6 separate regions of the Homo sapiens genome follow, and all the other regions are linked to region 4. A link is an interaction called in ENCODE POLR2A ChIA-PET data of the cell type or tissue named here. Cell type or tissue: OCI-LY7. All regions are shown on one strand. Links, peaks and the distances in the headings refer to the core of each region. The heading gives the core; the rest is flanking DNA.

Region 1 (4,762 bases), core at 273-4,272, 88 kb after region 4:
AAAATGACATTTAAACCGAGACCTAAAGCTTTATGGAGGCAGAGGGAACAGCATCTGTGAACATTTCCCATGGGAAAAACCTGACTTTGAAAGGACAGAAAAGTCAGAGCCCTGTGCACAGAAAAAGGAGTAGGTTGTAGGGAGATCCGGAGAATTAGACGCATCCTTCAAGGCTTGTAGGAACTGCCACAGATTTTGGACTTTGTACATAATGGGAAACCATTGAGTGGTTTAGGATCTGTATTTTTAAAATCACCCTGGGCTGGACGTAGTGGCTCACGCCTGTAATCCCAACACTTTGGGAGGCCAAGGTGGGCGGACCACTTGAGGCCAGGAGTTCAAAACCAGCCTGGCCAACATGGCGAAACCTTGTCTCTACTAAAAATACAAAAATCAGCTGGGTATGGTGGCATACGCCCATAATCCCAGCTACTCAGGAGGCTGATGCACGAGAATCACTTCAACCCGGGAAAGCAGAGGTTGCAGTGAGCCGAGATCGTGCTGCCGTACTCCAGTCTCGGTGACAAAGTGAGACTCCATGTCAAAAAGAAAAAATAAATAAATAAATAAATAATTAAGTCCAGCCGCCGTGGTTTACACCTGTAATCCCAGCACTTTGGGAGGCCAAGGCAGGCAGATCACAAGGTCAAGAGACTGAGACCATCCTGGCCAACATGATGAAACCCCGTCTCTACTAAAAATGCCAAAATTAGCTGGGCGTGGTAGCACGCGCCTGTAGTCCCAGCTACTTGAGAGGCTGAGGCAGGAGAATCACTTAAACCCAGGGGGCAGAGGTTGCAGTGAGCCAAGATCATGCCACTGCACTCCAGCCTGGGTGACAGAGCAAGACTGCGTCTCAAAAAAACAAAACAAAACAAAACACAGAAAATGCAAGCCAGGCATAGTGGTTCACACCTGTAATCCCAGCACTTTAGGAGGCTGAGGCAGGAGGATTGCTTGAGCCCAGGAGTTCGAGACCAGCCTTGGCAACATAATAAAACCCTGTCTTTACAAAAAAAAAAAAAAAAAATTAGCTGAGCATGGTAGCATGGGCTTGTAGTCCCAGCTACTGGGGGTGCTGAGGAAGGAGGGTCACTTGAGCCCAAGAGGTTGAGGCTGTGGTGACCAAGAACCTGTCTCGAACAAGCAAGCAAAAAAGAAAAACAAAGTGCAGAAATAAACTTTAGTGTAGCATGTCCAGGCAATTCTACACACTTTGGAATAGCGGGGTGTGAATGAATGAGGGTTAACCATGCCACCACCCTATAATGAAAAGATACAGGAGGGGTGGGTTTTCAGTCCAAGTCAGAGTCATTTAAACAGAGTCAACTGAGATGAGGCTTAGAAGCTCATGTAGGGGATAGGTTTGGAATTTTTTTTTTTTTTTTTTTGAGACAGAGTCTCACTGTATCACCTAGGCTGGAGTTCAGTGGTATGATGTTGACTCACTGCAACCTCCACTTCCTGGGTTCAGGCGATTCTCCTGCCTTGGCCTCCTGAGTAGCTGGTACTACAAGGGCATACCACTACACCTGGCTAATTTTGTATTTTTTGGTAGAGAAGGGGTTTTACATGTTGGCCAGGCTGGTCTCAAACTCCTGACCTTAGATGATCTGCATACCTCGGCCTCCCAAAGTGCTGGAATTTTTTTATGTTTTTATTTTTATTTATTTTTATTTTTTTGAGCCAGCATCTCACTCTTTCACCCAGGCTGGAATGCTGTGGCACTGGCATGGCTCACTGCAGCCTCCAACTCCTGGGCTCAAGGGATCCTTCCACCTCAGCCTCCCAAGTACATAGGACTACAGGCCAGCTGCACCATGCCTGGCTAATTAAAAAAAAAAAAATTATAGAGACAGAATCTCACTAGGTTGACCGGGCTGGTCTTGAACTCCTGGCCTCAAGCAATTCTCCTGACTCAGCCTCCTGGGTAGCTGGGATTACAGGTATGAGCCACAGGATTGGAATTTTTGACAGGAATTTTTGAAGGCCCTAATGAGGTTTTTGGCTTCAGAGGTAACTTACGCAATAAAGCTCTATTTCATTTTTACTTTTCGAAAAGCCACCGTTGAGGTGAAATGGGGACCCGTAGCTCCAGAGAAACAGCGGGAGGCACAACCTCCTCTGTGAAATTCCTCTGTGAGTAGCCAGAGAGCGCCAGAGAACTCTGGTGGTGGAGAGCAAATGAAAGCAGCCAGAAGGGAAACCGGAAATTCTCGCCCAAGGTCTGTGGTGTGAAAAAGTGCCAAGAATGACCAATGAGAACTGCAAATATGAAGAGTAATACTGAAAGTAGAGCATTGTGTTTGGTATAAAGACAGCCTGCCAATGCCTTTTTTGAAATGGAACTCAAGACATGAAGACAGCCAAGCATGGCGTGCCTGTAGTCCCAGCTACTTGGGAGGTTGAGGTAGGAGGACTGCTTGAGCCCAGGAGTTTGAGGCCACCTTGGGCAACACAGTGAGATCTTGCCTCTAAAAAATAAACAAATGAAAAATAAAGATGTGAAGGCAGAGAAAGTAGCAGTAGCAGGTAGACAAACCCAGGAGAGGTGTCGGGGAGAAATGAAAGGGAAATGACAGGGAAGGAAGAGGAGAAAGCATTACTCCCACGTGGGGATTTCTTATGGGAGGGGAAGTGAAAACCACAGAAATTGAAAGAGGAACTTGGGGACCAGAAGGCTTTATTTCCCAGTGTGCTCCCCAACACCCCTTCCCCAAAAGAAACCATCATGTTTGGGGAAAGGTACAAAGGAAATGTCCTATTTGTGCTTAGACTCTGATTTTGAGACTGGGTAAGTTGCCCTTTCCTTGATAGGGGATTGCCTAGGTTGAAACGGTAGGAGGGAGTGTTCCCAGAGTGGAATGCAGCCCGACTGTGTTCAGAAGAAGCATGAAGGTCCCATTCTACTTTGATACTAATACTTGAAAAAGGAGAAAAAATTACAAACTGCCGCTTTTTATGTGGTATTCATGAGGGAAGGAAAGGGGGTGGGAAAGCAGGAGGAAAGCACCATGTAAATCAAGTCTTCCAAGAACTTATTTTATCAAGCATTTAATCAGCTCTTGCTCAAGGCTAATCATAAAAATAAACTGCGCATTTTTACCTGCTGCAGGCAGCTTGCAAACTGCAGGTGTGTTTCAAGAAAGCCACTGTCAAGTCCCCAGTTGCAATTCAAAAGATATTAACTAAGAGCTAAACCAAATTATGGGTCTTACATTATGTTATAAGAACCAGACATAAATTACCACCCAGTTAAAATATCTAGAAATGAGCCAGCAAATGAACTGTCACCAGATGAAGGCCTACACTTTAAAAAAATGTTTTACTTTGTGGTTAAATATATATGAGTAAAATCTACCATTTTAACCATTTTTAAGTGTGCGGTTCAATGGCATCAAGTACATTCACATTGTGCAGCCATCCCACCATCCATCTCCACAACTATTTTCCTCTTCCCAAACTGAAACTCTGTACCCATTAACAATAACTCCCCATTCCCCCCTCTCCCCAGCCCGTGGCAACCACCATTCTACTTTCTGTCACATGAACTGACTACTGTAGGTACCTCGAATGATTGGAATCATACAGAATTTGGCCCTTGTGATTATTCAATAATGCATAATGTTCACCCATGATGTAGCAGGTGTCAGAATTTCCTTTTTTAGGCTGAATGCGCCTACACTTTTTAAAGGGAGACATGATATTAAAAATCATTTTCTAAAAAAATTGCATATCCACATCATTTTTTTAAAACTGCCACAGCACGGCCGGGCACGGTGGCTCACACCTGTAATCCCAGCACTTTGGGAGGCCGAGGCAGGCAGATCACGAGGTCAGGAGTTTGAGACCAGCCTAGCCAACATGGCGAAACCCCGTCTCTACTAAAAATACAAAAAAAAAAAAAAATCAGCTGGGCTTGGTGGCGGGCTCCTGTAATCCCAGCTACTTGGGAGGCTGAGGCAGGACAATCGCTTGAACCCAGGAAGGTGGAGGTTGCAGTGAGCCGAGATCGCGCCACTTGCACTCCAGCCTGTGTGACAAGAGCAAGACTCCATCTCAAAAAAACAAAACAAAACAAAAAAACTGCCACAGCATTGAATAGGCTTTTTAGCATTCATTAGGTTGCAAAAGGAGGCTGGAGCTGGGCTTCAAGGTAGCATTGTTCAAAGTCCTCTTACTTTCTAGGGTGGGATTTTTGTTGTTGTTGTTGTTGTTGTGTTTCCTTTTGTTTTGTTTTTTGAGAGGGAGTCTCACTCTTGTCGTCCAGGCTGGAGTGCAGTGGTGCGATCTCGGCTCACTGCAACCTCCTCCTCCCGGGTTCAAGCTTCTCCTGCCTCAGCCCCCTGAGTAGCTGGGATTACAAGCGCCCGCCACCACACTCGGCTAATTTTTGTACTTTTAGTAAAGACAGGGTTTCGCCATGTTGGCCAGGATGGTCTCGAACTCCTGACCTCAGGTGATCCGCCCACCTTGGCCTTCCAAAGTGCTGGGATTACAGGCGTGAGCCACCGCTCCCGGCCTGTTGTTTTTTAGAGAGGGCTCTCCCTGTGTCGCCCAGGCAAGAGTGCAGTGGCTATTCACAGGTGCAATCACGGCGCACGGCAGCCTGGAACTCCTGGCCTCAAGTGATCCTCCTGCGTCAGCCTCCAAAGTAGCTGAGACTACAGGTGTGTGCCACTGCACCCAGTTTAGGGTGAGTTATTCTTAATCTCACAGGCAAGAGACCAAATTTAGACACTTCCCTCAGTTAGTGGATGAA
Region 2 (4,762 bases), core at 303-4,302, 94 kb after region 4:
CATCACCAAGATTTATCAATAACACAGTGGCCCATCTAGTAATGCCCAGAGCAGGAACCTAAGAAAATATCAGCATATACTTACAGCCAATACACAGATCTGTCTCCCATGGATATAACTCAGAAATTACAAAAGGGAAATAGTAGACACTATAGTTTTTAAGCCTTTTAATTTTTTTTTTTTTTTTTTTTTTTGAGATGGCATCTTGCTCTGCTGTTGCCCAGGCTGGAATGCAGTGGCTTGATCATAGCTCACTGCATCCTTGAACTCCTGGGCTCAAGGGATCCCTCCGACCTCAGCTTCCTGAGTAGCTGGGACTACAGGTGTGGGCCACTATGCCTGGCTAATTTATTTTTTATTTTTGTAGTGACAGGGTCTCATTTTGCTGCCCAGGCTGGTCTCGAACTCCTGGCTTCAAACAACCTTCCTGCCTTGGCCTCCCAAAGTACTGAGATTATAGGTGTGTGCTACCACACCCAGTTCCTTTTTAATTTTTAAAAGATTTTAGATTTTTTTTTTTGAGGCAATCCTTTCACATTTCTCACAACTCATCGTGAGTTGTTTTAATGTAAAGTTATTTTCCAGCAGATTGAAACAGTGAAGACCTCTGTATTCCAGGAGGGCAAGTGTTCTGCCTCTTCAAGATAGCTGAAGGAAAGGAAACTGTATAGCTCCCTGCAGTTTAAAAGTTAGTTGCGCACTGATTGCTTCATGAATAAAGCTGGAAGATCTAAGTTTGGGAGTGAAGGAAAGAGGATCTGCGGCCGGGCGCGGTGGCTCACGCCTGTAATCCCAGCACTTTGGGAGGCCGAGGCGGGCGGATCACAAGGTCAGAAGATCGAGACCACAGTGAAACCTCGTCTCTACTAAAAATACAAAAAAAAAAAAAAAAAAAAAAAAATTAGCCGGGCGCGGTGGTGGGCGCCTGTAGTCCCAGCTACTCGAGAGGCTGAGGCAGGAGAACGGCGTGAATACGGGAGACGGAGCTTGCAGTGAGCCGAGATCGCGCCACTGCACTGCAGCCTGGGCGACAGAGCGAGACTCCGTCTCAAAAAAAAAAAAAAAAAAGAAGATCTGAAAGAGAAAAATTGGAGAATACAGTCCCAGAGATTCATATTTCTAGACTCAGATCTCATGGACATTTTTGCCTGATGTGAAAAAACATTGTCCTGGCCAGGTGCAGTGGCTCACGCCTGTAATCCCAGCACTTTGGGAAGCTGAGGCGGGCAGATCACCTGAGATCGGGAGTTGGAGACCAGCCTGACCAACACGGAGAAATCCCATCACTACCAAAAATACAAAATTAGCCAGGCATGGTGGCGCATGCTTGTAATCCCAGCTACTCAGGAGGCTGAGGCAGGAGAACTGCTTGAACCCAGGAGGCAGAGGTTGTGGTGAGCCAAGATCACACCACTGCACTCCAGCCTGGGCAACAAGAGCAAAACTCCATCTCAAAAAAAAATACACTGTCCTGCCCAACCACACTCGCTGGTTTACTGCTCCCAAACCTTGAATAAAATTCTACAAGAAGATGGTGTATTGATGATCCATTCTATGCCTATCATTCTGCATCTGACTTCAAGTCTGTTTTATGACAGTTTCCATGTCTCCTTTAAAGAGCCCTTTGCTTTTGCAGGAAAATGAAAGATATTACCAGTCTTACAAAAGCATGTGGCTTCATATATTTTGAGTGCTATGAAATATTAATTTTTCTAAAACTGACATTATTTAGCAATTGGAAATGTGTTAGCTCTAACTTTCTTTTATGGGTACTTTTCTGTGGTTATAATATACAAAATTAAATTTACCACTTTGATCATTTTTAGGTGTATAGCTGTGCGGCATTAAGTACATTTTAGGGGCATTTTAAAATCTCTTCCTACTCTCAGTGCAGAGGTTCCTTCCTGCTTTCTCTATAAGTCATATCCAGCAGATAGTATTTAGGAACCCTTCATTTCTCAACTTTGTTTTGACAAAATTAGGAGTAATTCTATTACCTCTTTTTAAAAATCGGGATTCTAGGCCGGGAACAGTGGTGCACGCCTGTAATCCCAGCAATTTGGGAGGCCAAGGCAGTCAGATCCCTTGAGGCCAGGAATTCCAGATCAGCTTGGGCAACATGGTGAAACTCCACCTTTATTTTTTCAAAAAAGCGATTCTAAAGTGGAGTGGATGAAGGACTATGTCTTTCTTACTGGTTTATTGCTCGTCTGTGACTTTTTATTCACTAAAGATCCCTCTTAGGTAGATCTTAAACTTTCTCTCGCTCAGACTAAGTGATTTCAGTTTCATTATCTATTAATAGATACCTTTGCCCACACTTTAGTCGTGGAGTTCTCACAGTGGTTCTTCTCTGATACCTTGCCCAAGGTTATTTATATCCTGTTAATTTAAAAGTCTAGTAGTAGTGTCTGTAAACGCCGCTTAAAATAAAACTCACCAAGGGTTTGCCAGAATAGGTTTCTGGAGAAGAATCGCTGGTGTGAGCAGGAGCTCTGTCCCAGTGGGGCTGCTGAGTGTCACCCACTCCCCCACTGCGATTTTCTCACTGTCAGTCCCACCGCTTCCTGCCACTTGGTCTGGCTGGTCTTTTTTTTTTTTTTTTTTTTTGAGACAGGGTCTTGCTCTGCCACCCAGTGCCCAGGCTGCAGTACAGTGGCATGATCTCGGCTCACTACCTGGCTCAAGAAATCCTCCCACCTCAACCTCCTGAGCAGTTAAGACTACAGGCACATGCCACCATGCCTGGCTAATTTTTTTTTTTTTTTTTTTTTTTTTGTAGAGATGAGGTCTCACTATATTGCCCAGGCTAATCTAGAACTCTTGGGCTCAAGAAATCCTCCCGCCTCGGCCTCCCAAAGTGCTGGGATTCCAGGCATTAGCCACCGTGCCCAGGCTGGTCTCACCTTAAAAGCAACCGCCCAGATGAAGAAAAGCATTGCTTTCTTCAGTTCCTTATAGTTGAAACAGTATGACAGTAGGATAAACAATGGAGATGTTAAACTACGTTTTCCAGAGCAGACCTGATTTCAAATACCCTGAGCCATTGTCATACCTCATGTCAGGCAGTTGATTTGCTTATTCAGAAAACGTCCAAACTATCAATGGAGACTAAATGGAGGAGAAGTTACCCAAGCACCCCAAGAATAAGATGCGCCTCGAGACCATCTTAGTGCTCACTCGTGCCCCTCCCAACACGGTTCCTTTAACGTTGGTCCTTGATGAATATTTGTTGACTGAATAAATGAGTGGGGGATGGCCAGGTGCGGTGGCTCACGCCTGTAATTCCAGCACTTTGGGAGGCCGAGGCGGGTGGATCACCTGAGGTCAGAAGTTCAAGACCAGCCTGGCCAACATGATGAAACCCCATCTCTACTAAAAATACAAAAAATTAACTGGGTGCGGTGGTGGGCTCCTGTAGTCCCAGCTACTCAGGAGGCTGAGGCAGGAGAATCGCTTGAACCCAGGAGGTGGAGGTTGCAGTGAGCTGAGATCGTGCCACTGCACTCCAGTTTGGGCAACAAAAGTGAAACTCCATCTCAAAAAAAAAAAAGAGTGGGGGATGGACAGGTTTTAGAGACATAACAGCCCCTGGTAAGCAGAGTGACCCAAAAGGGGAAGCAGGGGCAAGTTCGGCAAGTTAGAGTGAGAGTAATTTTTGACCTAACGCAGGTGGGGAAGAAAATGAAAACCTGAATAGGTTTGAATTTGATCATATCGTGCTGGCTGTGACAACCCTAAATGATTTACAAATGGCTCATTAAAAAAAAAAAAAAAAAAAAAAAGTGTATCATCCGAATCCTCAACAAGAAAAAAAAGGAGCAAGAAAAAAGAATTCTCTTTTGTCCCTCCTACCCACATCTTTGCATGCCTGTCACCCCTCATGGATGCCATCCTCACTGTTCAGCGTCCTGTCCCCCTGATGCCCCATGGCTCTCACTTTACACTGATACAGCCAAACGTATCAGGAAGAACCAAATGTCTTCCTCCAAACTACACTTTGTCCTAAAACTATTCCTTTTAAAAACACACTTCAAATAAAGTTTTCAGTTCCTCAGAGTTGGGAAACTGTTCGATTGCCTTGTTATATGCATACTTAAGCCATACTCATCAGGTACTTAGTGATCAATACGTGTCTCCAATTACTTGATTAAAATACTGTAAGTCTGAATGACTGATAGGCTTCATTCTCCCAGGGAACATCTATGTTTTCTAAATTTCATTAGCCTAAATGAATCTAATTGATAAAATATATTAGGACCCTTCTGTGACAATTGTGGGCAATGTTCTCTGTCTACTGTCAGGCTGGAAATAGAGCTGTCAGTGACTTGGTATCCCAGTTTTATCCTGTTATAGTCTGTGGGAAGCCATTGTACATCAGTAGGGGAAAAGGCATAATACAAACATTTTAGAAAGTTTACTAGAGCAGGCCGGGTGCGGTGGCTCACTCCCATAATCCCAGCACTTTGGGAGGCCAAAGTGGGTGAATCACCTGAGGTCAGGAGTTCGAGACCAGCCTGGCCAACATGGTGAAACCCTGTCTCTACTAAAAATACAAAAAAAAGAAAAAATTAGCCTGGTGTGGTGGCACGCGCCTGTTAATTCCAGCTACTTGGCTCAGGAGGCTGAGGCAGGAGAATTGCTTGAACCTGGGAGGTGGAGGTTGCAATGAGCCGAGATTGTGCCACTGCACTCCAGAGTGGGAGACAGTGCAAGACTCTGTCTCAAAAAAAAAAAAAAAAAAAAAGAAAGAAAGAAAAAA
Region 3 (4,762 bases), core at 286-4,285, 120 kb after region 4:
ATTGAGATGGCACTGGAGATCCTTGCTAAATAAAGGAAGATGTTGGCAAGGAATACAGAAAAAAGTATGAAACAGAGACTACTGGAGGTATTCAAGTTGGAAAATGCAAAGTGTCCCTTTTTTTTTTTCACATCAACAACTTACGTTTATGCTAATCTACTTAAATGTTAAGTCTGGCCAAGCAATTAGACTATTTAACCTTGTTTGGAGTTAAATGCAGACAGTGTGTGAGACTGTGTTCACAGTACTGTATTACGTCTTTAGGAAAGAGGATCTAGATTTCATTTTGTCCTTCTCAGGATTGTGTCTGCTATGCAAGCACTGGTTTTCTATAGTCTGGCTTGTAAGGCACAAGGAGCAATTAAACAGAGGATTAAGGTAAACAGGTGTGTCCCATCACTTCCCCTCTTCATACTATATTGTTCATATTCTCTGAATTTCATACAAGCTACAGTGGAAGCAGTAAGTTAACTTTAAAAAATCATAAGATTGCCCATACTTCTAGGTTATGCAAATTGATTTCTGAATAAGCCCTTGTTTGCGACATCGCTGGTAAAGGCAGGATGTTAACTTAAAGAGATGCCAGATTTTGGACTTGTTAGTTATAGGCATCAAAACCTGGAACTAGGAAATGTATTTCCACGTATTACTTCCATTATCCTACTAATGTTAGAAACAGGCAACTAACCACATCCTCGACCCCAACCATATTTCAGGAGAGGCTGGCTGAATTTTGCAATATGATTCCAAAAGGGAGTATTTGCAGGGTCTTTGAAGCTATAAATCCCCTAGGAAGAGTCTTCCCCACCTGTCAGGACCTGGACAGTGTCCACAGAGGGTGCCGGGCGCACTACCGCCACGCGGCGCTGAGGTCTGCCTCTCGGGTTTTGGGAGAGCTCTTTTTATTCTAAATTACAGACTTTGCAGCCACCGGATATCCTCGCTGCATAACTGGCAGTGGCCATGTGGCTGCACTCGCGTTTCCTGACAACCACTGCATTATTTCCACTAATATCCTGTGTCCAAGGCCTCTCGCTTGGCGACTCCTCGTTCCCACCTCCACCGCCACCTCTTCCCTCGAGGGTAATCTCTCGACCGTGGCCCAAGCGCCTCGACAAAGCGGCAACCACCCAAAAGTTCATGAAAATGCACTTGGCAAAAGTGGGCCGCTAGTCCCCGCGGACAGCTCTAAGCGACCCCGTCCCAGCCGAGGAAAGCGCCCGGGCCCCGCAGAGTGCGCGCTGCGGGGCGGGCCCGCGGCCATGTGCTCCGCGCCGGGGCGGGGCACCCGCGGGTTCGCATTGTCCACTTTCCCCCGCACCCCGCCGCGTTCCGTCCCTCCCTATCTGCGGCGCACACGCGCTCAGAGCAAGCGGCGCGCCCGGGTCTGGAGCTGCAGCAGCTGCGGCAGCGGCGGGGGTGGTGCGGCGCGGGGCGGGGCGGGGCGGGGCGGGGCGGGGCGGGGCGGCACGGGGGCGGGCCCGGGGCGAGGCAGCTGGGGCGCCAGCGAGCTAGCGGCGAGCGCGGCGAGCAACGGAGAGGAGCGCGAGCAGCAGCATGGCGGGGCTCCGACGCCCGCAGCCCGGCTGCTACTGCCGCACCGCGGCGGCCGTGAACCTCCTGCTGGGCGTCTTCCAGGTCCTGCTGCCCTGCTGTCGCCCGGGAGGGGCTCAGGGACAAGGTCAGCCTTGCGCCGCTGGGCTCGCTCTGCCTCTCCACCCCGCCCCCGCTCTTTCTTTTAGGGAACTGCTGAAATCTATAAGAGGGCGAGGGGAGGAAAGGGAAAGGGGCAGGAGGAGGAAGGAAAGCTGTTGCGATTCTCCGCTGATAACATTTTCTGACCACAGCGTCCCGTCCCGCGCCTCTCTGCCCCGTACAGCTGGAGAGCGGGGCAGTCGCGGGGCTTGGGGACCGCTAGCCGCTCGCGCCCTGGAGCCTTTGTGCGCGGGCCCCTGCGCCCCGGGCGCAGCCCCCGCTTTGTGTGGCGCGCGCGGGTGCCCCGCAGCGGCCCGGCTTCCTGCAGCTTTGTTCCCCCGAGCCTGGCCGCCCAGGGTCCACACTCCAGATGCTCGGGCTGCGGAGCCCGGAGTGCCTCGTGGGGTGTCTTCACTCCCACTTCGTCCCCCCACCCCCAGCACGAGCACCCCGAGCCTGCCTGCACGCTGTCGCCTTCGCGTCCGAGGGGCCGCCGGCTCACACCCCACCCATTGTATTTTTATCCTTGGCTCGCCCCTGGGATGGCCTCTGTTCCCAGGAGGAAAAAGAGACGTGTTTTGGTGAGGCGGGGGGCACGGAGGGACGGTAGGGGAAACAGGAAGCGTTTCTTTAGCGTGCATTAAAAACGTGGTGTATTTTTTGGTGTTCCTGCAGCGATTGAGCCGTTGCCGAACGTGGTGGAGCTGTGGCAGGCAGAAGAAGGGGAACTCCTGCTGCCCACTCAGGTGAGGACGACCAGGTGACAGGGCGGCTGTGGGTGTACGAGGGAGGAGAGGCGGGGAGGCCCCCGGTCCTCCCCACCCCCTGTCCAAGCGGCACAGGCGTTCGGGCCACTTTGCAAGGCAAATAAACGTTAGGGGCCGAGCCTGAACACCTGGCAACGGTGGCCTTCCCGGCTCCTCCCACGCCATGTGACAGGGCCTGAGGCAGGCCGGCCCCAAGTTCAGAAGGTGGGAACCCAGGCCACCTCAGCAGGGAAGCGGCCAGCGGTCTGTTCGGCCGTGGGTGTCCTGGGTGCACACTGTTCCCTAAGTGAGCTGGTGCTGTGTGGATGGCAAGTGGCTAAGAGGTTGAGGACAACAGGAGTATTGATTTCATAAATGTTAGAGTGGTATTTGCCATTAGCGTTAAGTAGCTTTGGGATGGAGATGTGACTCTCAAGGATTGTCATCTTGGATTTTCTCCAAGTGCCCTTAATTCCTGTTAAAATACACCCACTTAAGAACTTGAATTTCTGGTTTTTTTCTCTGTATGATGATATGATGATTGCGTGTAGAAAAATAATTACTGACGTTTTATTGGGAATCTGTAGCATCATAGAGGGTTTATTGCTGCAACAGATACAGTACTGCAAAGCTTTTAACTTTTACAAGAAATTCCCATTGACTGTGAAGTGTGCACATTTAAATATAATGTTGTTGACTGCCTTTCACCAGTAACGGTAGTGATCCAAAATGCATTTTTTGGGTGGGAGTGGCTTGAATTATAAGGAAATATTTAGCTTGTGTGCAGTACTTTTTAAGATGTTCATTACTTCCCACGGTGGTGGCAGCACTTAATTCTGTGTTGTGTCTTGCGGCTGTTTAGAAAAACAGGATGTCTAGCTATAACTTTACCGGAGAGGCTGTCCAGTTTTACATTTCAGTTTTCTCCCTCCTATGTGAAACATTCAGAGTGCTGGTTTTGAGATATTTAGAATATTCATTTTGATCAGGGCTAATGAATAACAGCTTCAAGGCAGAGAGGTGATTTTAGAGGAGAATTTTCCTGGACCCTCCTTGAAGGCCAGCAGCCTGAATGAGACAGGTCTTTTGAGAAAGGGCCCCATCAGGATGAGGAGCAGATAGTTTTTCCTTCTCCTAAAAATTTATTCCCAAATGGATTTTTTCCCCGATTTTAAATAATATACATGTGTTTTTGAAGGTTTGGAAGATACAGAAATATAAAAAGAACAAAATAGAAATCCGTCGTATTCCTACTGCAAGAACGACATTTAACGCGATGTATTTATTTTAAAAAAATTATGTTTTTGTATATCAGAGTTGTTCAACAGTGGCACTGGTGACATTTTGGGCTACAGAGTTCTTTGTTGTGGGGGCTGTCCTGTGCACTGTGAGATGTTGAGCAGTTAGCATCCCTTGCCTCTACCCACTAGATGCCAGTGGCACTCACTGCTGCTTCCCCCTCTCCCCCACCCCCTCCTGATTTTGACAACTAAAAATGTTTCCAGACATTGCTAGATGTCCCTGGGGAGCAAAACTGCCCTGGTTGAGAAGCACTGGTGTATATCTATGTATATGTATTTGCATTTTTGCTCAATTATAGTTTCTATCTCTTACTGGCTAGTGTTGGAAGCCAACCCAGACTAAAAGGAAAGTAAATTATAGGTGATTGAGTCTAGTAGTATATACTCTCATTTGTTAGAGCGTTAGTTGAAGATTTAGTAGGTGTGCTCAGAGATGGAAATGTCAAGGCCTAAATGATTATTTGATTTATGGGCTCAAAAGTTATTTTATACAATTCTTAATTTCTGGTTTATTTGTATAATACAATTTGTTTTGATAATAGATGTCAGAATTCAGAAGCTGTCTGGGATATTCAGTATAGAGGGATTTATAGCTAAGCTATTTTAATCAAAGCTATAATGAAAGTGAAACTGGTTTTCAAAATAATTTTCTAAATACTTCATCCATATCTCTACGTATACCTTTTAGAAACTATCTTGCCCTGCTTATACCTGGGCCCAAGGGTAAGGGAGACACACACACACACACACACACACACGTGTGTATGTGTGTGTATATATATCTCATAAGCTACAGAGAGTTTTGAAGAAAGTTATTTTAAGTGAATTATTTTCAAAGTATTTTGAATTTTTTCAGCAAAAATTCCCTCATATGTGTCAAACGGAGTCTGTTGAAAAGAGAATATTTATAGGTGTTAATTTAAATTTGAGGGTTTTCTGCTTAATTAACCAGTACATTGGGTTTCTTTCATGCAGGAAGACTGAAAGATGGCTTCAGAGGCTAAGATTTGTCAGTAGTAG
Region 4 (4,762 bases), core at 457-4,456:
GCAACGTATTTTCATGCTTTCTCTAATGATTCTGCCTTTCTTTACTTACAACTGCCTTGGTAAATTTTTCTGCCACAGCGCCACTGGCCTCAGATAGTCACCACTCACCTGCAACAAGCCTGAGAGCCAATTAAGACAAGGCTTTCCCCAAGTAGCACAAATGTATATACCACTACTGTAGTTACTTAATGTACTCATTTATCATTTTAAAATTACCTTATGTACCATCAGTTACATGGTATAACTCTTACAGGAAAAACCAAATTAATGGAACTCTGCAATTCAATGTACCCCTTCCTCTGCCTCCAGCAGAAGCAACAGGGGACATAAATTCCAACTTTAGATGCTACTCTTATAGCATCTACAAGACTTACTACACTGTGTGTGTGTGTGTGTGTGTGTGTGCGTGCGTGTGTGTGTGTTACAGAGTCTCACTCTGTCGCCCAGGCTGGAGTGCAGTGGCGGGGTCTTGGCTCACTGCAACCTCTGCCTCCTGGGTCCAAGCGATTCTCCTGCCTCAGCCTCCCGAGTAGCTGGGATTGTACAGGCGTCCGCCACCACGCCTGGCTAATTTTTGTATTTTTATTAGAGATGGGATTTCACCATGTTGGCCAGGCTGGTCTCAAACTCCCTACCTCAAGTGATTTGCCCGCCTCGGCCTCCCAAATTGCTGGGATTACAGGTGTGAGCCACAGCGCCCAACCGTACTTCTTACACCTAAAAATGGTTCAAAACACCATAGAATAATTTTCAAAATAATTGAATTCTGAGTTAAAATTTTTCAGCACTTTCAGGGGCCTGAGCTTTTGCTATGAATCTGGATCTATTCTCAAGCCATGAAGTAGCGTATTTTTGACCATGTTGATTTGAAATTCATTCCGTTGTTTCCTTCTTTTTTAAAACCTAAGGGAAAAACAAACAGACATACACAGGATTTGAAAAGCTGGAAAGCAGTGGGTAGCGGCTCGGGAGAAGATGAGGGGTCAGATTAGAAGACGAGAAAGGAATCCAGTCCGCCCCAGACAGGACAAGTCCGGAAGGATGGAGGCAGCGTTTCCTTCCTCAACAGCCTAAACGCCTCTATTTTTTACATCCAAACTTAGGCCATATTTCTGCGGCGCCAAGAAAACGCAGTAAAAGCAAAGGCAAGATGTCCTTAAAAAAAAAAAAGGTCACATTCACAGAATACCGAGGAGACGGAGGCAGCTCTGCAACCCGTCCACTGAGACGCGGACACGCTCCCCACAGCCCCGGCCCCAGGCCCGCGCCCCTTCCCCCGCCGGCGGCTCGGATGGGTCGCTAGGGGTCGCTGCGCGCCGCGCGGGCGAGGACCGGCCTCTTTCCCCCACCTCCACCGTCTCGCTGCTCCGCCCCCGCGGCGTAGTCGGCGCCAAAATCAAACGCGTCCTGGCCTGTCCCGCCCCTCTCCCCAAGCGCGGGCCCGGCCAGCGGAAGCCCCTGCGCCCGCGCCATGGTAAGGACTGAGGCTACGGTCCCGCGTCTTCTTCCTCCCTAGTGTGTGGGCTTCGCCGCCCCTCGGCTGCATGTGGATCCCGGCCTGGCGTTGACCGCCATTCCGGGCCGCGGGAGCGGTCGCCCGGCTCTCGGCCTCACCGTGTAGGGGCCCAGCCCGGCCCCGCCGCAGCCACTCCGCACTCTGCGGCGTTCCCCGCCGCTCCTGTCCGGAGTCCCGAGGCGCGGGGGCATCCGCGGCCTCCCCGCCGGCTGCACCCCGCGTCTGTCCCCAGGGCCCGTTCGGGCGGGTTAGGTTAGAACGCGGGAAGCGTTCGCGAACGTGACCCGAGAACTTCACCAACCTGGATTTATCTAAAAGACCACGGGGCCCTTGAGAACCTGGGCTCCCTACGCCTCCAGCTTCGGCCCCGCGTGGTGTAGCCCCCCCCATTAAGAACGGGGAGAGAAAGCGCAAGTGGGCGGGAGGGACTGCGGGGAGCGAACGTCTTGATCCCAAAGCGCACTCCTGGTTTGTCACCATTGAGTGGTTTTCTGTATTGTAATATGTAGAGCACATTCCAGAACTGCTCAGTTTCGAGTTACCTAATGGATCTTCACTGTGTGCCAATTAGTCGATTTCTGTGAAAACGCCCCGGTTTCTGCCAAAGGGCAGGAGTCGCTGCTCTTGTGCCGGGTGCTGCTGGTTGTGTAGGGCGCTGTTGCTTTTTTAAGGACGCTCTGCACTGAATTAGGCTTCCTCGTGGGTCATGATCAGTTAAGTCCTGGTAAGATCGGCTTTGTGAGCTTAACGTCTTTCTGCTCATCAAATCATTTTCATAAACCTTCAAAGTTTCATGCCGTTTTTTCTGCTTCAGTTGGCGAAGAATCAACATCTGGTTAAATGGATCTAAGATTTTAATATCTTCATTTACTTACGTGGCCGTTAAATGTTGCCGAGCTAAGGGGGGCAGGGTGGGACACCAGGATCCAGTTGTATGGTATTTATTTGAAGATATTTGTCCAGATGTAGTTATAAATGATAACGGCTTCTTTGTGGTTAAACTAACAACCCAGCCACCTGGGCGTGAAGTGCTCTAAGGAGCCAAACAGGACTACAGTTAAAACAAATCTGTTAGCAGTGCCCTTCTGTGTTACAATTTTTCTCTGCAGAGTTGCTGGCCTCGTATAACTGACTTGGAGAACTGTGCAGCTCAAACGCGCGTTGTCCTTTTACCTAATCTATCTCTCTACACATGAATCACCTGCTAATACTAAATGTGTTAACTCTTTAGAAGCTTACCTCCGATAATAGAGAATCCTTTTAAAAAATTAAAGCTTTTGATAAGATGTGGACTTCCTATTTTTTAATATGTGATCGAGAAATAAATTTAGTGTTGGTCAAAGGTAAACTTTTGATTGATTATGAATTAATAGCTGTTTTCATTTGGTTAGGCATCCTAAGTAAATAGTTAATGAGTTCAGGCAATTTTTGAAATTGGAGAAGTGCAGTGCTGAACTCTGAGAGCAGCAGTGATGTCTACTTAATAATTCTTCATAATTTTATCGTAATTGATTAGTAGGGCTGGCTGTAGGAATTCCATAACTTCTAACTGAGAAGGTTCCTCAGATAACATGATTTTTTAAGTGGTTTAAAATACTTCCAGAAAGCTTCATAGTCCTTGAGTCAGGTTTTGAGTCTCCTGACTTACTAATTTGAATGCATCTCTAACTTATACTATCAGGTTTTTCCTAGTCTTAATTAAATATTAGATAAATCCTCATTGATTTTTTTGAGAAGTTTCTAAATATGAGTATTAATATGGCATCTTTTTACATTAGTTATTTTAATTCTGGCTATGATACTCCTACTGTGGTTAATAATAGAAATTATTTCTAGTCATGAAAGAGACTGATGAATAAATCAGCCTGAAAACAAGGTAAATGGATGATACAGCTCATCCACATTTCTTGAGTAACTTTCATAGCTGCTGAGCTGAGTGTTGAGAGCTTTCCTAAAACTGGGTACCCCAGGACGCTAGATTCTCCTCATTGCCTGCCTCTGGGGGGCAGATTCTTGTGGAGTGCAAGGAGCTGTTTCGAATATCAAAATGTTAGGAGTCTTTCCTAACACTTCAGGATCTGCTTTCTGCTAGTGCAGCGACACACTGAAATTCTAAAGGGATTCCCATTGCCCCGCAGCGCCCTTGACATGGCCTTCAGATTCTGGGCTGACAAAAGTAGGGTTCTCAACCCTGGGGCACAATTAAAAAATATGTTGGAGAGGATTTTTAAAATAAGTTGGAGGATTTAAAAAATATGTTGCCCAGGTCCCATTCCAGAGATTTTGATTCCATTCATTAGAGATGAGCCTGGGCATCGGTATTTTTTAAAAACTCCTGAGGTGATTCTAATGTATGGCAGTTTAGGACCTATTGGACTAGAAAAATATGTTGAAGGAGTCTTCTAACTGTTATGAATTTCATGCTTGATTTGTCAGATACTGCAGAGGTGAGAATGAAGGGAGGCAAATAGAGCAGTCCTGGACCCTAGCTCTCAGCCCTAGGTTTAGTGAGCAGATCTGTATGGGTTCCTGGAGTTTGCCTAACTGAGATTTCTCTGATTTGTCTCTTCAAGCCAGGCAATACATGATGTCACTGAATTCACTATGATTAATTCACCTGTTATATCTATGGGAGTATGGTAGGTGTTGGGGGGCTTAGGAGCCTGAGCAGCCTCAAATTTTAGAGTTGGGGGCTTTAGATACATGGTCCTAAAATTAAGAGCTTTATGTCTCCCTTGTCTAACTTGGCACTAAGCCCTGGAAAGGCAAAGGCAGTTCATGTTCTGAAGAAGTTTTTCAGTGTGCTGATACGGACAAGTAAACATCTTTTCAATGTAGTGAGTGATTTGATGAAGGTGTGTTCTGGGAATACATGCTTAGCCTGTGAACTCAGGGAAGTTCTGGAGGGAGAGTGCCTAAACTAAGCCTTGGGAGATGTTTTGGAGTTTTGACTAGGCAAGAAGTGAGGATGTTCTAGGTGGAGGAACATTTTTTTTAAGGATGGAAATGAGAGCATTCTTCGAGTAGATAATTACAGGCAGTTTTTGTATTACAAGTTGCTTAGGTCTCCATACTGTTAATGGCAAAGTTTGAGGTGGGGTGTGGTGGAAGAGGCTATAAAAGGTAGGTTGGGGTTAGGTGATAAAGGGCCTTGTATATCATACTGGGGTACTCAGAAACGTCTGGATGTCTGGGAGCCACTGGAGGGTTTTGAGCAAGGCAGGGAAAAAGGTCTTATTTATGTTT
Region 5 (4,762 bases), core at 337-4,336, 300 kb after region 4:
CATTCATTATTGTAACTAACTTTCTCCCAAAATAGATTTATAGCATTTAATAATTAAAACACATACAACCAAAACATTGGGTAGATATAAACATATTTAAAAAATTACTAGTAAGTATGAAAATCAAAAACACAATTCCTAAGGTGGTGTTTTATTTTCCCTCCATTACTGGCTCTTTCCCCATTTGGAAGCTTCCTTCATGTTTTTTGAAGCTGAGCAAGGATGACATGACTCATGTCATGTATATTATACAATGTAAAGAACAAAACTGGCTGTGCGGTAGCTCACACCTATAATTCCAGTGATTTGGGAGGCCATGGTGGGAGGATAACTTGAGGCCAGGAGTTTGAGACCAGTCTGGGCAACAAAGTGAGACCCTATCTCTTTAAAAAAAAAAAAAAAAAAAAAAAGGAAACTAAAACAAGGCCACATTGATACATTGATTGGGCACTCTGGACAGAAAAAAAGTGATTGTACTGATGTGTAATTGATAGGTATGCTTGATAAAAAAAAAAAAGGATTCCATTTTTCATGACTTTTTAATGCGCTACATGATTCTGTGCATGACTTTCAGAGCACAATGATCATGTCTACTTGATTTCCTTCAAAAATTAAAAGAAAAATCTTTTACTTGAGAGGGTGAGGTGGGAGGATTGCTTGAGGCCAGGAGTTGGAGACCAGCCTGGGCAACATAGGGAGACTTTGTCTCTACAAAAAAATATAAATAAAAAATAAAAAGAGAAAGCTCCTAAGACTTCACTCAGTAGGTTATCCTACTAAAATAACTGGTTACTGATGGTTTCATGCAGTTCACAAAATTAACTGATGATTTTAGTTGCAGCTTTTATCTTCCTGACTTCTGCCACTCATGTCTCTGCTTTCACTTCCTGTATCCGCAATCTGACTGTGATATGTGATTATTAAAGGTATAGTCTATGTTGCCCCCTAGTGATTAATATGAACATAGGAAAAGTCCTGTAGACTTGCTCAGCTATTCAGAGCTGTGGATATGCTTCTTATCATGCAGAATCTACCTACTACTTTCCATCATTTTATTGTTTAAGTCCTTTAATAGCGTCAATTTTTACATTTTATTATGTTATTACACAAGTCCAAGCTAAACTGTTTATTCTATATAAAAGACAAGCAAAAACCAAGAAAACATTATAATCAATAAAATATTATCAAACAAGAAAAAGAAATACACCTCCTTTTAAAATTTATTTCTAACTCTATTTTTGTGGAGTGCTTTTAACCAGAGAAATAATTAACCTAAATGCATGGTCTATTAAAAGTTAATCGACCAGGCATGGTGGCTCACGCTTGTAATTCCAGCACTTTGGGAGGCTAAGGCGGGCAGATCACTTGAGGTCAGGAGTTTGAGACCCTCCTGGACAACATAGTGAAACCTCGTCTGTACTAAAATACAAAACTTAGCTGGCTGTGGTGGTGCATGCCTGTAATCCCAGCTACTCGGGAAGCTGAAGCAGGAGAATTGCTTCAACCCGGAAGGCAGAGGTTGCAGTTGGCCAAGATTGCGCCATTGCACTCCAGCTTGGGTGACAGAGTGAGACTCCATCTCAAAAAAAAAAGAAAAGAAAAGAAAAAATCACTTTTCTTACTTTAGTATTTCCTGAATATAAAGAATGACAGGCAGGATTGAATACCTTGTGAAAAAGTCTGAGATAATGCACAGTGATGCTGTCTATGTATTAAGTCTTGTGAGGCCTTCATCTATAAGTTTTTCCTTACCCCTTTGGTGGGCCCCCTCAGCCCAGCTTTTTTTTTTTTTAAAGGACAGGGTCTCACTCTGTTGCCTAGGCTGGAGTGCAGCAGCACAATTTTGGCTCACTGCAGACTCAACCTCCAGGGCTCGAGTAATCCTCCCACCTCAGCCTCCCAAGTAGCTGGGATCACAAGAATGTGCCACCACACCCAGCTAATTCCTTATTTCTTATAGAGACAGAGTCTTACTATATTGCCTAGGCTGGTCTCAAATTCCTGGGCTCAAGTGATCTTCCCACCTCAGCCTCTGAGTAGCTAGGACTACAGGCATGCACCACCATACTCGGCTAATTTTTGTATTCTTACTGTAGAGACATGGGGTCTCACTTTGTTGCCTAGGTTGGTCTTGAACTCCTGGGCTCGAGTGATTCTCCTGCCTTGGCCTCCCAAAGTGCTGGGATTACAGGCTTGAGCTATGTGCCCAACCTCCTTTGATTTTTTGTTTTTCTTCTGTTTGCTTTACTCATAGGAAAAAACATATACATTTATAAATCCTGATTCAAAGACTACTTTTGTGTGAGGGTATTGAGTTTGCTTTTTTTTCTCCTTTCATCTAGGTCATGTGGCCTTTGGGAGATATGTGTGTGTGTGAGGGGTAGGATGTGTGTTTAATTTTTTAAATTTATATTTTGGTGCTGTATGTTGTGAAAGATTTGCTCATAGTGGATCAATGAACCATCTTTTCTAGGCAGTTTTGTTGAAAATGAAGGTTTCTCTTTGATTTCAAGAATGACCAAATTAAAAAACAAAAACAAGGTATTAATTTTCTATTGCTACCATAAAAAATTCTCACAAACTTAGTGGCTTAAAACAACACAAACTTAGTTTTGTATATCAGAAATCTGACACCTATCTCCCTGGGCTAAAATCAAGCTGTGGCAGGGCTGCATTCCTTTCTGGAGGCTCTAGGGGGCAGTCTGTTTCTGTCCTGGCCTTTTCTAGCTCCTAGAGGCCATCCACATTCCTTGGCTTGTGGCCTCTTCCTCTGTTGTCAGAGCCAGGAACGCAGCATCTCCCTGACCTTTCTTCCATCTCACATCCTTTTCTCTGACCACAGCTGGGAAAGGTTCACTTATTTTAAGGACTCCTGTGATTAGACTGGGCCCATCTTAAGGTTCTTAATTTAATCACATATTTTATTATGTAGAGTCACATATTCAGGGGTTCCAGGTATTAGGATGTGGACCCCTTTGGGGCAGGAATTATAATTCTGCCTATTACAAATGATGTAAGAGCATATACAGTACAGTGTTTAAAATAGTAATGAGTTGGAAATAAATGTTCCAAAACAGGAAAATACTTAAGTTATAGAACAAACAAATGTTGGAGTACTAGGAAGCCTCTAAAAATCATTGTAAGAGAATAACATAGGCGATGAAAGAAGTAGAATACAAAGTTTATAAACAGTGTGATCCTGTACTGCATGTGGGGTGGGGTGATGCCCCACTGGGTGTGTAGAATTTTGAGTGATTTTCATTTTCTTTTTTTTTTTATCTTTCTTTTCTGGGGAGGGGGGGTACTGTCTGCTGTAAGCATGTGTTACTACTATCACATCCATCTCCCCCAAAACTTTTAATTAAATCTTAAGGGAAAGTGTATTTTATTTAATAGTGGTAAAAAGTAAGTATCTTAAAAGCAAATGCTAAAGTCCTGATAAAATGTACATTATACTATAAAAGGACATAATCTAAAGGCAAAGGCAAAGGGAAACTTTCAGTAAGCATTCCCTAATAGAAGACCTATAAAATGAGGTATGTAGTAATTACTTGGGCTGGGATTAAAGGGACATAAGAATGTCTTTACATACAAGTATAGCCAATATACAAAATGCACAACAGTCTAGTTACCATTAATCAAAATGGTGGGCAAGTACTATAAAAGTCACCATTAAAATACAGCCTTATTAAAATACATATATTTATGGAAACGAAAACTGACATTTCAAAATAATTATTTCTGTGTGCCCTAGACATTTGAGCAATTTAATACTTCTGCTGGAGTACAGAGAGGAAGTCAGTAAGATGGAATGTATTTGGATTTCAAGCAGTTATTTTTAAAGGAAAGCTATTACTTTAGAAACTAAAAGCAAAACAGAAAACAAAAACTTTAACCAGTATCCTTTCATCTAGCTAATTAGATGTTTGTTCATTCACTATAGATATAGAATTTATTTAAAACCTCAAAATGATTGAAGTAACAGACTCAGCACTGTGACTTTGGGATTGAGTAGGCTATAAGAGTGGGGTGAAATATGACCATTCATTCTATAATTCAATATTAAAACAAATTCCTGCAACCAAAGAAATAGTAGTACTGGGTTAGGCCAGGTTCCCAAGTTCATTGTGTATTCTAGATCTATAGTGCTAATAAAGAGAAGACAATAACTTGTTTGCCTACCTTATTTCATTGTTAAAAAAAATCACTAGGTCAAAATAATGGGTCAAGTTGTTGATTGAAAAACCCAGAATTGCTTTTGTATTTGCTGGGATAAGCTAGATGTCTTAGTTCATTTTGTGCTGCTATAACAGAATACCACAGACTGACTAACTTCTAAAAAACAGAAATTTTCTTGCAGTTCTGGAGACTGAGAAGTCCAAGATCAAGGCACTCTCATCTGGTGAGGGCCTTCTTGCTGTCTCATCACATGGCAGAAGGCAGAAGGGCAAGAGCACAAGAGAGAGAACCCATTCCAGAGAGTGCTTTTCATAATGGCATTAATCTATTCTTAAGGGCGGAGCCCTCATGGCCTAAACACCTCCCATTAGACCTCACTTCCCAGTGCTGTTGCATTTGGGATTCAGTCTCTAACACATGAATATCTGGGAGACACATTCAAACTATGGCACTAGGTTATGCTGTAGTAACAACTTATTCCCTTAACAGGCACAGATGATGGTCCAGGGCAACTGTCCCCTGGTGTGAATCAGCAATTCAGGTCACTTGACTCTTGTGACTGTGGCATCACAGGGAGACAAGA
Region 6 (4,762 bases), core at 515-4,514, 220 kb after region 4:
AAACTTTGAACTGGGGGCTCTCTGGAAATCCTTCCCTTGCTATCTACCTAAGGCAAGCTAGCACTCCTTTCAGTTTCTTTGAGTGATAAAAGTTGTTTGATCTTTTTTACATAAAAATGATAGGCTGTCAATCTCTGGAAAATGATTATATGTTAAGGGGAAATTAAGTGATGTTGTACATTTACTTATCTACCTACTTCTGAATATAGCTTTTTTGTTTGTTTGTTTTAAAAGGAATTGCTTAAACTTCTAAAAATTTTCTTAAGTTTCAAGTGAGAATGCTTCTGTGGAATGGGAACTTGGGAAGAGGGGAGGTAGAGGAGGGTTAGTGACTGGAAGAAAGGAGGGGCGCGTCATGAAGACTCTAGAAAGAATACCAAGATGTGTGAGTGGGGGTGTTCTCCCTCCCCTCACTTTTGTTTCAGACTCAGTGGAGTGTCTTCACGCTCCGTCTTCCTCCTTGTTTGTGCTTTAAAATCTCGGCTTTCTTGGCTACTGTGAGGACACAGTTTCCTGGTCCCTCTTTTAACTCAATGTTTACCTTGTCTCTTTTTATTTTTTTGCCTCCCAGGAGAATTGACTAGTTCCTTACTGAAAACCCTAAGAGATCCCTGCTGTAGCAGCTATAATACTCAAAAGCTTTTGTTTTTATGAATTTTTCTGTACTAGATTTAACCCCTTAAGAGCAAGAATTATGCCCTAATCTTTGTTTTCCTATTACCTGGCAATATAACATGTAGTAAATCAATGATTGACAACTGGATAAATGAATCTTAAAAAGGAAAACATTATAATAAGCTATTTATGAAGATATGACACACAGACTTTCCTTTGACTTCCTTCATTTATTCTATTAGAGTACTTTAGAAACTTTTGTTAGAAGACTTAGAGATACCTAATAAATAACACCTCTCTTCCTGACCAAGTTCTGAATCATTGGATATTTAAGAATCTGGAGTTAGAGAACTAAAACCGGCTTTGTATTACTGATAAGACATATTCTCCTGTATCAGCCAGGGTAAGAGAGCCAGGAGTTACTAACTCCTTCTCCCCTAGGGTAGACTTTGGGGTGGCCCACTGGAGGGGAAGTTTGGGTCTGAAGGACAGATGCTTCCCAAAGTGTAGAGAGGAGGAGGAAAGAAACCAACTCCTCCAAGAGCCCCTGCCCTTCTCACCCCTTCCTACAGCACAGGATGCTTCTCTGTTGCCCACCAATTAGGTAATTCCTTGACCTCCAAGGAGAGAGGAAGGCTTGGGATAAAAGGACAGTAGTGTTTAGGGAAAGAGAAGCCTCTCATTGTGACGTCCTTGGTTTCTGTGCTCTTGACCCTTTGGAATTACCTGTTAAGCCTGAGATCAGCCGATTTCCAGCCCTGTGCTTTCACCTTCTTGGACCTGTTCCTCCTTCCCCTGAGAGCCAACCCCTCCCCTGATTTCTTTGTTGACCCTCCTCGGACTGCTGGGGTCTGCTGTTGAGTTTGCCCCTAGACAGCTTTGAGATGGATTAGATAAATTCACTAATAATCTGCCCCAAGGCCACACTGTAACCAGGGTTGAAAGTTCACATCTTCCTCTGTTTCCCCATCCCAAATTCTTTTCAACTGCAATATCCGGTACAGTTTATCAGAGCTTTTGTGATGCGATTAAATAACAGTGTTAAAATATGGCAGTAGAAAATATCAGCCATATAAAATGCCTGTCATAGAGATGCATAGTGGGAGTGAATAAGAGGGTGAATTCCAAACCAGACCACCTGGCTAAAAATCTTGGTTCTGAGTGACTGTAGCCAAGTTACCTAATCTCCCTGTGTCTCAGTTTATCTGTAAAATATGTAATAATAGCCCTTTCGGATAGGGTTGGTGTAGCAATTGAATCAACCAATTTATTTAAAGAGCTTAGAACTAGTCTCTGGCACATAGCTGAAATGCCTTAATCACTTAACTTTTAAAAAGAACCTTCTGAATATAAACCCTCTTCTATTATGAAACTCCGGGAGAACTTTAATATTCAGAGATTAGAACCCCCAACGGGACATGAAAGTTCAAGGCTATGGTAGTGTATCCAGTTATCTTGGCCTGTGAGTTAACATTCAAAGAATTTGAAGTCCTCTTCAATTTCTTGTTTTTATTTTATTTTATTTTATTTTTATTTTAATCAGAAGTTCTCCATGCCTCTGTGCAGCTGGGGAACTTTTAGTAGCTACAGGCTGGATTTGTTCTTGCTAGAATGTGCGTGGTTTCCCCACGGTTTCAGAATTTATAGTGGTTCAATAGTAAGTCATTTGAGCCTCACTTGAATCTGCAATCTTAATGAAACGCACAAGAATAACAGATTATTAACTTCACATCCAAAAAAATTGGAAAACGTGTCCCCCCACTTCCCAGCCCTCCAAGCACTAATTTTAAGCAGAATCGTCCCTAGTACTTCGATTTACCAAAGAGAGGGAAGGAAGTTGGAGAGAGCCTCACCTTGGTTTCCGCTTGAATTCATGCTGGTTGTGGAGTCTCAGACCTTTGCACTTAACGCTTGGCAGGGAGAGATCACCATTAGTCAGGAGGCTAATCTGGGTACTTTGGGGGTTAGAGAGGAGCCACCTGTGCATACCACTGCTCTACTCAGGAAGGGGCACCTGAGATGCTCTGGCCTTCCCTCAGAGTTTATAAATTTGCCTGGCGGTAGCCGACATACTCGGCCTGCCTTCCTTCTGTTTTCCATGTGTGGATTTCTGTTTCTTCCTTGGGCCCTTGTTTCTGGCATCTCCCGGCACTTTTGTGCTAGTGGTATGGAAGCTGTGTTAGGAGCAGAGCTTCTGCAGTCTGTGGGCAGTGACGTTGAGATCTGTGCACAGGGTGGTTTCCATTGCCTCTCACTGTGGACTTGCGGGGGCTTCTGAAACCTGCTTCTTAGGGAAGTTTGTTTCCTTTTTGTCCACTTATTTCAACTGGAGTGGTGTTCTCAGCAGATGCCCTGAGGTGAGCAGTTGTTGACACTTTGGAAGTGTGAGTCCATCAGGGCCTAGTGGTGATAGTTCCTTCTTTTTCTGTGTTAGTCGGCTGTTCCCCCAGGACTTGCTTGTTCTCCACTGTTCAATTTAACCAGCTTTTTGTGTTGCTCTCTTTCTTTTTAAATTAGTACATTCCTTTAATTTTTTTTTAACTTTTTGGTCTAGATATTTATTTTCCCTTTAGATCTTTCTCTAGATTTTTTTCGGTGTGTTCTCCCAAAGCAAAAGAGATAAAATCAAGTTCTGGGTCTACTAAAAACATCTATAGTTCAAACAAATCTTTTTTCTGTTTGTTGCGTTGCATAATCTTACATAAGAGATACTCTCCTGTCAGCCCAGTATCCCAGTCAGGCCCAGGCTCGGTTTATCTTGTCCTGCCTGGTTCTCCTTTAATGGTTTCCTCTTTGCTGTGCCTTCTTTTGATTGAGTCCTAAATGCCATAAACTTCTCAAGCATATTCCCTCAGGGCACAAGCAGTAATTGTATCTCCATTGAAAAATGCACTGAGCATTCCACACTCACCTTCCTGGTTTCCTTTCACCTGTCCAGGTTTGTGTAAGGCTTGGTGTAGCCGCCTCAGTCTTTGATGGTAGAGCTCCTTAATTGTTTACTATGGGGGATTTAAGTGTATTTCTTCACAGTTCCTAGAACTCAATCATGGTTTCTTAATTATTTTTATTTTTACTTTTGTTTTAAGACAGGGTCTTGCTCTGTTGCCCAAGCTAGAATGCAGTGGTGCAGTTACAGTTATTACAACCTTGGCCTCCCGAGCTCAGGTGATCCTCCCTCCTCAGCCTCCTGAGTAGCTGGGACTACAGGCATGTACCACCATGCCCAGCTAAGTTTTATATTTTTTTGTGGAGACAGGGTTTCACCATGTTGCCCAGGCTGGTTTCAAACTCCTGAGCTCAAGTGATCCACCTGCCTCGGTCTACCAAAGTGCTAGGATGACAGGTGTGAGCCACCATGACTGGCCTATTTTTTGAGGAACAATTCCAGTCTGCTGAGATCTTGCCTGTCTTCCTTTATTAGAGTCTTTTAAAAGCTCCATTTAGCACAGATATATTTCATTTTGAATACCTGCACAATGAGATCTCAAAGTATCTCCACTTCTCTTTTTATATCTGTTTAACCTGACTTTCTAGATGTTGTTTTCTTTTTTTTTTCCTTTTTAGTTGGCATGTAATAATTGTACTTAGGTATGGGATAGAGAGTGCTGTTTTGATACTGTATACAATGTGTAACGATCCACTCAGGGTAATTAGCGTATTATCACCTCAGACATTTATCATTTCATTATGTTGTGAACATTCAAAATCCTCCCTTCTGGCTTTATTGTAGTCAACTGCAGTCACCCTGTAGTGCTGTAGAACACCAGAACTCATTCTGTCTGTCTAGCTGTAACTTTGTGTTGGTTACCCAGCAAGGTTTGGTTATTTCTTTTTTGTTTTGTTTTGTTTTTTGAGACAGAGTTTCGCTCTTGTTGCCCAGGCTGGTGTGCAGTGGCGTGATCTCGGCTCACTGCAACCTCTGCCTCCCGGGTTCAAGTGATTCCCTTGCCTCAGCCTCCCAAGTAGCTGGGATTACAGGTGCCCATGACCACGCCCAGCTAATTTTTGTAATTTTAGTAGAGATGGGGTTTCACCATGTTGGTCAGGCTGGTCTTGAACTCCTGAACTCAGGTAATCCACCTGCCTCAGCCTCCCAAAGTGCTGGTATTTCAGGCATGAGCCACCGCACCCGGCCCAGTTTGGTTAT

Evidence for each region. Peaks named below come from ENCODE experiments on the same cell type or tissue, not always from the same donor. Only the 100,000 strongest peaks of a DNase experiment are listed, where the experiment ranks them.
Region 1: POLR2A ChIA-PET joins it to region 4 with 11 read pairs; 8 of 35 experiments call an interaction of 5 or more read pairs at or near these places.
Region 2: POLR2A ChIA-PET joins it to region 4 with 20 read pairs; 8 of 35 experiments call an interaction of 5 or more read pairs at or near these places.
Region 3: POLR2A ChIA-PET joins it to region 4 with 28 read pairs; 15 of 35 experiments call an interaction of 5 or more read pairs at or near these places.
Region 5: POLR2A ChIA-PET joins it to region 4 with 10 read pairs; 6 of 35 experiments call an interaction of 5 or more read pairs at or near these places.
Region 6: POLR2A ChIA-PET joins it to region 4 with 13 read pairs; 11 of 35 experiments call an interaction of 5 or more read pairs at or near these places.

The regions. Positions count from the first base shown.
Region 1 is chr4:153,431,096-153,435,857 of GRCh38, forward strand. No RefSeq gene overlaps it. Among named protein-coding and RNA genes, the nearest start is that of TMEM131L, 33 kb to the right of the region's middle. RefSeq lists an enhancer at 2,064-2,253. In OCI-LY7, for the core only: a CTCF peak has its summit at 2,153; DNase peaks (open chromatin) are centred at 1,446, 2,196 and 3,096; H3K4me3 peaks cover 2,985 bases; H3K27ac peaks cover 4,000 bases.
Region 2 is chr4:153,437,046-153,441,807 of GRCh38, forward strand. No RefSeq gene overlaps it. Among named protein-coding and RNA genes, the nearest start is that of TMEM131L, 27 kb to the right of the region's middle. In OCI-LY7, for the core only: CTCF peaks have their summits at 2,669 (motif pointing left) and 2,870; DNase peaks (open chromatin) are centred at 1,907, 2,576, 3,097 and 3,616; H3K4me3 peaks cover 3,226 bases; H3K27ac peaks cover 4,000 bases.
Region 3 is chr4:153,464,841-153,469,602 of GRCh38, forward strand. TMEM131L (transmembrane 131 like) reads left to right here and starts at 1,520. Exons shown (of 35, transcript NM_001131007.2): 1 at 1,520-1,681; 2 at 2,371-2,441. The coding sequence starts at 1,558. RefSeq lists enhancers at 981-1,160, 2,531-3,196, 2,691-2,780, 3,151-3,210, 4,462-4,762 and silencers at 1,201-1,350, 1,391-1,490, 1,861-2,220. In OCI-LY7, for the core only: CTCF peaks have their summits at 870, 1,755 and 3,207; DNase peaks (open chromatin) are centred at 941, 1,411, 2,511, 3,941 and 3 weaker places; H3K4me3 peaks cover 3,906 bases; H3K27ac peaks cover 3,962 bases.
Region 4 is chr4:153,343,267-153,348,028 of GRCh38, forward strand. It overlaps MND1 (meiotic nuclear divisions 1), which reads left to right and starts at 1,422. Exons shown (of 8, transcript NM_032117.4): 1 at 1,422-1,474. The coding sequence starts at 1,472. RefSeq lists silencers at 1,191-1,500, 1,631-1,790 and enhancers at 2,271-2,330, 2,411-2,530. In OCI-LY7, for the core only: CTCF peaks have their summits at 1,274 (motif pointing right), 1,478, 3,521 (motif pointing right), 3,722 and 1 weaker place; DNase peaks (open chromatin) are centred at 1,395, 2,415, 3,515, 4,015 and 1 weaker place; H3K4me3 peaks cover 4,000 bases; H3K27ac peaks cover 4,000 bases.
Region 5 is chr4:153,642,666-153,647,427 of GRCh38, forward strand. It overlaps the pseudogene LOC100419170. Among named protein-coding and RNA genes, the nearest start is that of TLR2, 39 kb to the right of the region's middle. RefSeq lists a silencer at 950-1,019. In OCI-LY7, for the core only: CTCF peaks have their summits at 953 (motif pointing left), 1,152, 2,701 (motif pointing right) and 2,903; DNase peaks (open chromatin) are centred at 916 and 2,696; H3K27ac peaks cover 604 bases.
Region 6 is chr4:153,567,881-153,572,642 of GRCh38, forward strand. All of the region lies in intron 7 of TMEM131L (transmembrane 131 like), which reads left to right. Among named protein-coding and RNA genes, the nearest start is that of TMEM131L, 100 kb to the left of the region's middle. In OCI-LY7, for the core only: no CTCF peak of the experiment used is centred there; a DNase peak (open chromatin) is centred at 2,551; H3K4me3 peaks cover 1,984 bases; H3K27ac peaks cover 4,000 bases.